3 separate regions of the Homo sapiens genome follow, and all the other regions are linked to region 1. Evidence: chromatin loops called from intact Hi-C (ENCODE). Cell type or tissue: B cell. All regions are shown on one strand.

Evidence for each region. Hi-C counts contacts between places; a loop is a spot of excess contacts. Peaks named below come from ENCODE experiments on the same cell type or tissue, not always from the same donor. Only the 100,000 strongest peaks of a DNase experiment are listed, where the experiment ranks them.
Region 2: a loop joins it to region 1, with 2.3 times the contacts of the local background. A loop is called at or near these places in 6 of 110 quality-filtered maps.
Region 3: a loop joins it to region 1, with 2.2 times the contacts of the local background. A loop is called at or near these places in 2 of 110 quality-filtered maps.

What each region holds. Positions count from the first base shown.
Region 1 is chr22:33,273,019-33,275,518 of GRCh38, reverse strand. It overlaps LARGE1 (LARGE xylosyl- and glucuronyltransferase 1), which reads left to right. Exons shown (of 15, transcript NM_133642.5): 15 at 895-2,500. The coding sequence ends at 1,092. Among named protein-coding and RNA genes, the nearest start is that of LARGE1-AS2, 110 kb to the right of the region's middle. In B cell, CTCF peaks have their summits at 918 and 1,117 (motif pointing right); DNase peaks (open chromatin) are centred at 1,118 and 2,438; H3K27ac peaks cover 2,500 bases.
Region 2 is chr22:33,209,222-33,211,721 of GRCh38, reverse strand. It overlaps a transcript of LARGE1 not described here. Among named protein-coding and RNA genes, the nearest start is that of LARGE1-AS2, 46 kb to the right of the region's middle. In B cell, CTCF peaks have their summits at 1,188 and 1,390 (motif pointing right); a DNase peak (open chromatin) is centred at 1,401.
Region 3 is chr22:33,324,225-33,326,724 of GRCh38, reverse strand. The region is part of intron 10 of LARGE1 (LARGE xylosyl- and glucuronyltransferase 1); the gene reads left to right. Among named protein-coding and RNA genes, the nearest start is that of MIR4764, 110 kb to the left of the region's middle. RefSeq lists an enhancer at 1,210-1,259. In B cell, no CTCF peak of the experiment used is centred here; a DNase peak (open chromatin) is centred at 1,044; H3K4me3 peaks cover 977 bases; H3K27ac peaks cover 2,373 bases.

The DNA.
Region 1 (2,500 bases):
CACTCATTCCTCACCAGCAACTGTCTTTTCTTGCTGCTGTTGTATTGTTCTACCTAAAACAGCCGCCTTTCCCCATCCCAGTTATCCCTGAGTTTATTCTTATCTGCTCTGAGCTGGGAAACTAGATAACAAAAGCTTGTCAGACAATATGTCCAAAATGAGAGTAAATAGATCTGAGTAAAAGTGTGCTGAGTTCTCCTCTAAGCGATATGACCTAAATCTGGGTCACCTGTTTTGGCTATTCAGAGGCCTTTTATTTTTGGCCTGAGTATTAAGCTGTATTCTGCCAAGTTGAGAATACTGGGTGACAGTGTGACCTGCGATAAAGATGTGTCAGGGAGAGGTTTGTTCTTGGTGAGCTTAGGTCCAGCAAAATACTTGTTTTTATTTCATCTGGTCTCTCATTCCTGTTTTGTACCCTCTTTTGCACTCATCTGTTGAGACTGTCAGATCGCATCAAGTCCTATGAGGAATCATAAACAGATGTCAGTTAATCGAGCAAGAGAATATCCCATGGCGTGTGTCATCCTAGACTGTCCATGTGGGTGTGAGCTCACATCTATTTATCAAGAAACCTTTTCTAGGCCATGAGCTCGGCTCAGCACTGTTTATACAGTATTGGCTTCTCCGTCATGGTCATCATTCAAGAATATTATTACTTTCACCTTATAGATGAGAACATGAAGGCTCAGAGAAGCCAGTTTCCTGGTCCAAGGTCATGGAAACAGCCCTGAATTACCCCACTCCAAAGCTGTTGTGCTGTCCTTTGCCATCTGCTTGTGGGTGCCATTATCAAGTCATTCATTCACTAGCCATTCAATCATTCGCTTGGGCCTTCATCATGCATGACCCTCGGCTCTTGCGGGTTCTCACGCTGCTCTTGTCTTCTTCCAGGAGTATGAGTTCATTGTGCTGCCCAACGCCTACATGATCCACATGCCTCATGCCCCCAGCTTCGACATTACCAAGTTCCGTTCCAACAAGCAATACCGCATCTGTCTCAAAACCCTCAAGGAAGAGTTTCAGCAGGACATGTCCCGCCGCTACGGCTTTGCTGCCCTGAAATATCTCACAGCCGAGAACAACAGCTAGCACCAAGAAGCCCACCACTAGGGGGAGACATGCTGTAGGGGAAGTGCCACTCGCTGTTTGGGGCCCGGCCTTCAAATTCAAAATTGAGCCATGCTTTTTCGGTTTGTTTTTATTTATCTCTTTGGCCCAGCCAAGCTGCCCTCACTACAGAGACCTTGGACAAGGATCCAGCCAGTCCCTCTCTGCCCCACAACCCTGCATTCCCAGAGGTTAGCTATGCAGCCCACCTAGATGAGTCTCTTCAAGAATGGGAAATCAAGGGGTGACAGGGAGTAAAAGGGTTATCATCTTACTGCAAAGCCACAAGATCAGGGCAGGGCTTTAGGATGTTCTGGATGCTTTTTAATAATTATGCTTCCCATCATAACTGGGGAGAAAGGGAAGTCAGGGTTCTAGGGGTTATTCGTCCCAGGAAATAGAAGTGAAATTGTCTTTATTAAGTGAAAACTTTCCCCTTTGCCCTGCAATGTAGCTGGGCATTCAAACGGAGGGCAAACCGATGATCTAAACCAACCACTTGGAAAAACCCAATGGGGACATTGTAACCAGAGGGTCCTGGAGGTGGGGTTGATGGGTTTCCTTATCCCCAAAGTCACTCCTGTTTTGTTTTGTTTTTCTTTGGGGGTTTTGTTTATTTTTGGGGCTGGCAATCCAAAATAGAAAATCTGATCCTTTGAGGCTCTAAAGGAAAATCAGCTGCCTCTACCAACCACCCTCTATCAGCAGTGGCCCAGGAAGGAGGTCAAGCATCTTCGGCCGATATTTAAACATGGGCAGCTTCCTTCAGGATGATCACCGAGGCTCCCGTGACTTTGAACTCCCTACTCTCCAGAATCCAGGGGCTATAGCGATGGGGACTGCGGAATTACGAGGGCTGGCTGTTTTACACCGGTCACATTTTCTATTGGCAGTGACTGATTCATGGGAAAGGGCTTTGAAGGAACTACTTCAGTGCACACACAAGGTACGAACCTCTCAGGCCTTTCGAAGAACTTTCATAATTCATGAAAGCCCAGTTCTGAAGATTCACGTATCCATCTGGAGACCTACAGGAAGAAAGTGATTGGGTTCCTCTGGTTCTTGCCTGCTTCACTGTGGATGGGAAGAGGTGACAACCTCAGTCTCCCTTTGGGACCTGTCCAAGGGTAGGCAACCACCTTCACCTTCACACAGATTGAGGAGACACTGGACTTTTTACCCATTTTCTTTAATCTTCAATATTAATATTGTGTTTACATTGATGAGAACAAGAGTTAATGCCCTACCCTCTGCTGGGCTGTTTGTATTGAGTTGCAATGTGACCAGCGAAAGCTGCATTTAATAAATGAAAGTACAGACTGTTTCTTCCCCATTCCCCTCCCACTCTTGCAGGAAGCTACTGAGACACACCTTGACATAGAGAGCTAAA
Region 2 (2,500 bases), 64 kb after region 1:
GGCTCACTGCAGCCGCCGTCTCTGGGGTTCAAGCAATTCTCGTGCCTCAGCCTCCCGAGTAGCTGGGACTACAGGTGTGTGCCACCACGCCCGGCTAATCTTTTGTATTTTTAGTAGAGACGGGATTTCAGCATGTTAGCCAGGCTGGTCTCGGACTCCTGACCTCAGGTGATCCATCGCCTCGGCCTCCCAAAGTGCTGGGATTACAGGTTTGAGCCACCACGCCCAGCCTCACAGCACTTTTAATTCCCTTGAAGAACCTTTCCTTTGTGTTCACAGCTAGGCTGTTTGGGACAAGAGGCCTAGCTTTTGGCCTATCTCCACTTTCAACATGTCTTCCTCACTAAGTGTAATCATTTCTAGCTTTTGATTTAAAGTGAGAGGTGTGTGTCTTCCTTTCACTGGAACACTTAGAGCCTTTTAAGTGTAACACTTGTAGCATTATGAATTGTCCTTATTTCAATACTATTGTGTCTCAGGAGGCCCGATGAGGAGGAGAGAGATGAGGGAATGACCAGTCAGAACATTTATAGATTAAGTTCTCTGTCTTACATGGTTCATGGAGCCCCGAAACAATTACAAATCACAAATCGCAGATCACTGTAACAGATATAATAATAATGAAAAAGTTTGAAATACTTGAGAATTACCAAAATGTGACACAGAGACACAAAGTGAGCACGTGCTGTTGGAAAAATAGCACCGATAGACTTGCTCAATGCAGGGTTGCCACAAACCTTCGATTTATAAATAACACAACTATCTTCAAAGTTCAATAAAGCAAAGTGCGGGAAAACGAGGTCTGCCTGTACCTTGTTACGGCAGCCAGAGCCAATGAATGCAAGGCCCCGGGGCAATGACTCACCCACATTTTGGGGGAGCCGCAGAGGCATCCGTGGTGTGAGGCCCAGAGCATAGGGGCAGCCTGGGAACAGGGGAGAGCCAGAGAGGGAAGAGAGGTCCACCATTCACCTGCAGCCCAAGGAACCAGGCCAGGTGAGCCCGTGTGCGTGTGAGCGCCCAGTGCTTCTCTATGGCAACAGGGGTGGAAGCTTGCATGGCATGGTGGGTCAGGCTTGAGGCTAGGTGCCATCAGGCCACGTCTGCCGGTGACTTAAGGGCAGGGAACAGCCACCATAGCAGCGGGCCTGGTGGCGGGGTAGGCAAAACAGCATGAAGGCTAAGACTGAGTTCAAGGAGGACCTCCCTCTGAGGCCTCCAAGAATGAGGTTCAGCCCTGTAGGGCTCCTAGAGCATCGTCAGTTGCAGAGGACAGGAGACCATGGCTGAGCCAATCCCAGGCGGCACACAGACCAGGTTCCGCCGGTGTCGTTCTCTTGCCATTTTTCAGAGAATGGGACCATTAAGACGCTAACTTCATTTTTTAAACCACTAGATGTCACCCTTGTGCCACCCCCGTCTATCTGCCAGACCATGCTCTGTGGAGGGCAAAGAGGACAAGGATACACGCCCCAAAGGCCTGTGGAGGCCGGGAGGGCGGCTGGTAGGGACCCCTGGGTCAAGGACCAAGGTTGAGAAGGAGCTAATGGAAAGCGACAGCCTCCTGGATCTGGAGAACACGGCTCTGGATGACTTTCCAATAGTGTTTCTCAACTTTGGCTGCATACCAGGAAAGCTTTAAAAAAACTGATGCCTGGGTCCCACCCTCAAGAACTTCTGTGTGAATTAGTAGAGGATTGGGGTGGGTACTGAGAGTTTTGAAAAATCCCCCAGTAGTTTTAATGTAGAGCCAAGATTAAGATTAAGAACCACAGCCGGGCGTGGTGGCTCATGCCTGTAATACCATTGCTTTGGGAAGCTGAAGTGGGAGGATCCCTTGAGGCCAGGAGTTCGAGACCAGCCCGGAAAAAATAGCCAGACCCCATCTCTACAGAAAAATAAAAATACAATTAGCTGGCCTGGTGGTGCACGCCTGTAGTCCCAGCTCCTCAGGAAGCTGAGGTGGGAGGATCACTTGAGCCCAGGAGGTCGAGGCTGCAGTGAGCTGTGATTACACCATGGCACTCCAGCCTGAGAGACAGAGTGAGACCCTGTCTCTATTATTTAAAAGAAACGATTGAGAACTGCTACTGTAGGCTGTGATTATGAATCCAGATATTGTACATAGAGCAAATATTTATCAATTGAATTGCAGTTGAAATGTACTCTAGAAGTTTGTTTTTATGAGCAAAACTGAATAAAGGAAAGTCAATGGATTTTTTGGAGCAGGGGTCAGAGTGTGGAAATTGAACCCACCACATCATATTTTCCTGTGACTGAATTTAATTTGAAAGGTATCTAACAAACATACATTTTATGTGGCACCCTGTGTGAGTCTCATAATATACTATCACTGTGAAGAGCTCTAATGTTGGAGGAAAATTACCATAGATCGCATCTGCTACCTCCTACCTTTGCATTTGTTAGTTCTGGAGGGTGAAGGTGGTGGAAAAGAGCTATAGAAAGAAAGTTAAGCAATGAAAGCTGTAAAGGGCTTAAT
Region 3 (2,500 bases), 51 kb before region 1:
CTCCCTTCCTCTCCTTTCCACCATATCTCCCTTTCTCAAGTGGCATCTCTTACTTGTGCAGTAGATAAGAAGGCAGCTCTGGAATGAGGCTGCCTCATGTGAAATCCCAGCTGGACTGCCAGCTGTGGGATTCCTGGTGATCTGCTTAAACTCCCTGCACCTCAGTTTTCTCATCTGTACGATGGAAATTAGTTATTCCTATCTGATAGACTTAAGAGGAATCAATAAAGTAAGACAGGGCCAGGAGCTTAGAACAATGTGGCAGATGGCAAAGGCCCCCCAGAATTAAGGTTTGTGTTGTGATTGCACTGTGTTTGTAATTAGTGACTGGCTTCATTGCCTCTCCTCCTAGACCATAGGAATAATACAAGTGCAGAAGCAGGAGCTCATTCCCCATTCCTAGCACAAGACTTGGCATAAAATAAGAGCCTATGAATTGTATGTGATGCGTGAATTAATACTGATAACTGGGAGGGAGGAGACCAAGCCTTTTTCTTATCTCCTCCAAGTCGAGGTCAGGGCTGGGCAGACCCTCTCTGAACCTTCACTCAACAGTCCTGAATGCAGCCCCCTACCTCCCTGCAAAAGAATGAAAATGGACTCATAGTTTGGTTTCCTTAGTAAAAAAATGCTTTGGGTTCCTGGAACTTGTTGATTAATACACACAGCAGGCAACGAGGAAGGTCGTGAGCTTTTTCTGCCTGTCTGTGTGGCTTAATAAGATGTAACTGCTTTGTGGAAACCACAGGGACAAGCTCTGGGTTAGGTTTCAGGAGACCAGAGTTGGAGCCCCAGCTTCTCTGAGCACCTTGGGCCCTCATCTGTCAACTGAGGGCCCTAAGGGCAGCCTTGCCTGTCTCATGCAAGCGCTGGGGAGGAGTAAAAATGAAATAGTGGATACGAAGCCACCAAAAAGTGAAAGCAAGTTGAAAGTGCAAAGCAACATGCTTGAGTGGTAATTTCCCCATCAGTGATTTCACCCATTGCCCCAAGACATCAGAAGGAGGGGTGTCACAGGAAGGAAGAAACGGGGCCTCCCAGACTCCTTAATTGGTCCATCGTACTATGTCTCCATCACTTACAGGCTACAAGCATTCAAATGTGCCTGTTAGTCAAGGTAGCACAAGCAGCTGTAATGTGGCTCAACCTGCTGGAACCTTGCAGAAAGTCCACATGGGTGTTCATGATTGGCAGGTAGTTTTTCTGCAGGTTGAAGGACCCAGGCTCCTTTTGTCTTGTGGCTCTGCCCTCCACAGAACCCCAGCCTGCTCTACAGGATTCTCTTGCTCTGGCTGTCAGCCAAGAAAAGAAGGCGAATAAAATTTGTTCCTGAGCAAGGCTTCAGAGTGGTGCCTGTACTAGCCAGAGCCTTTCCAGACTCCAGTGGCCAGAGCTGTATCACAGAGTTATTCTTAACTGCAAGGAGGCTGGAGATACAGCCTAGCTCTGTGCCCAGGAAGAGAGCAAAATATGGATATTGGTGAGCACAGGATGTTTCTGCCACCATGTGAAATACATGTGTTGAGTCCTCTGCAGTCACAGAATCGTTTACTGTTAGAACTAGAAAGAAGCCCAGAGGCTGACCAACTAGGCATTGTAGTGAGTTGGTTACCTGCAAGAATTCAGAGGAAATACACCTGGGTTTGAATCTCAGCTACTCTGTTCGCGCATTGTATAACCTTAAGCAATGGCTAAACCTTTCAGATGATGGATGTCTTCTTCTACTAAAGAGGACTAAGAGTGGTTCTTGATCTGTAGAGTTGATGTGAGTCTTACATGAGAAAGAACCTGCAAAAGCTCTCCCCACTTTACCTGACCCAGTGAGTGCGTGATCCTTGAGCGTCACTTTAGGAAGTCCAAACCCTTTGTCTTACTAATTCAGAGACATGACTTGCTCAAGGTCGCATAGAAAATGAGTGTCAGAGATATCAGGTCTCGCTTTTCAGTTATCCCCATAATCTCACTCCTTAGTTTGCGCAACTGTGAACAGAAGTCTCTAAGGCCAGAGCACAGGATGCACTTGTACTCCCTCTGGATCCTCAGGTATAACCAGCCATCATTTCCAGCAGCTCAAAAAGTCAGTCTAGGCCACTGTCCTTAAAGATGAGGAGAAATAAATGCAAACTGCCTAACGGGCCATTTTCCCTTGGGTCCAAATTTCCCTCTGCCTCAGCTGGCTGCCCAAAGAAGCAGTTTAGCAAATGCATTTTATCTCAGGAGAAATCTGTCTTTTGTTTCTGTGCCTCCCTTGTCAGGAGCCCTCTGTTCCCTGTGGCAGTGGCCAGAGAGCAGAGTACAGTAGCATTCAGACCCTGTTAATGAAATACTCCCTCCGGCTCCATGGCTCCCCAGAGAAATTACCCAAACCCTGGGTGAAAAGGAGGCAGGTTTTGTTTTTGGCTTTTTTGTTGTTTGTTTTGGGGGGGGGGTTGTTTGTTTTTGGCTTTTTGTTTTTGTTTTTTTGGCTTTTTTTTTTTTTTTTTTTTTTTTTTTTTTGAGA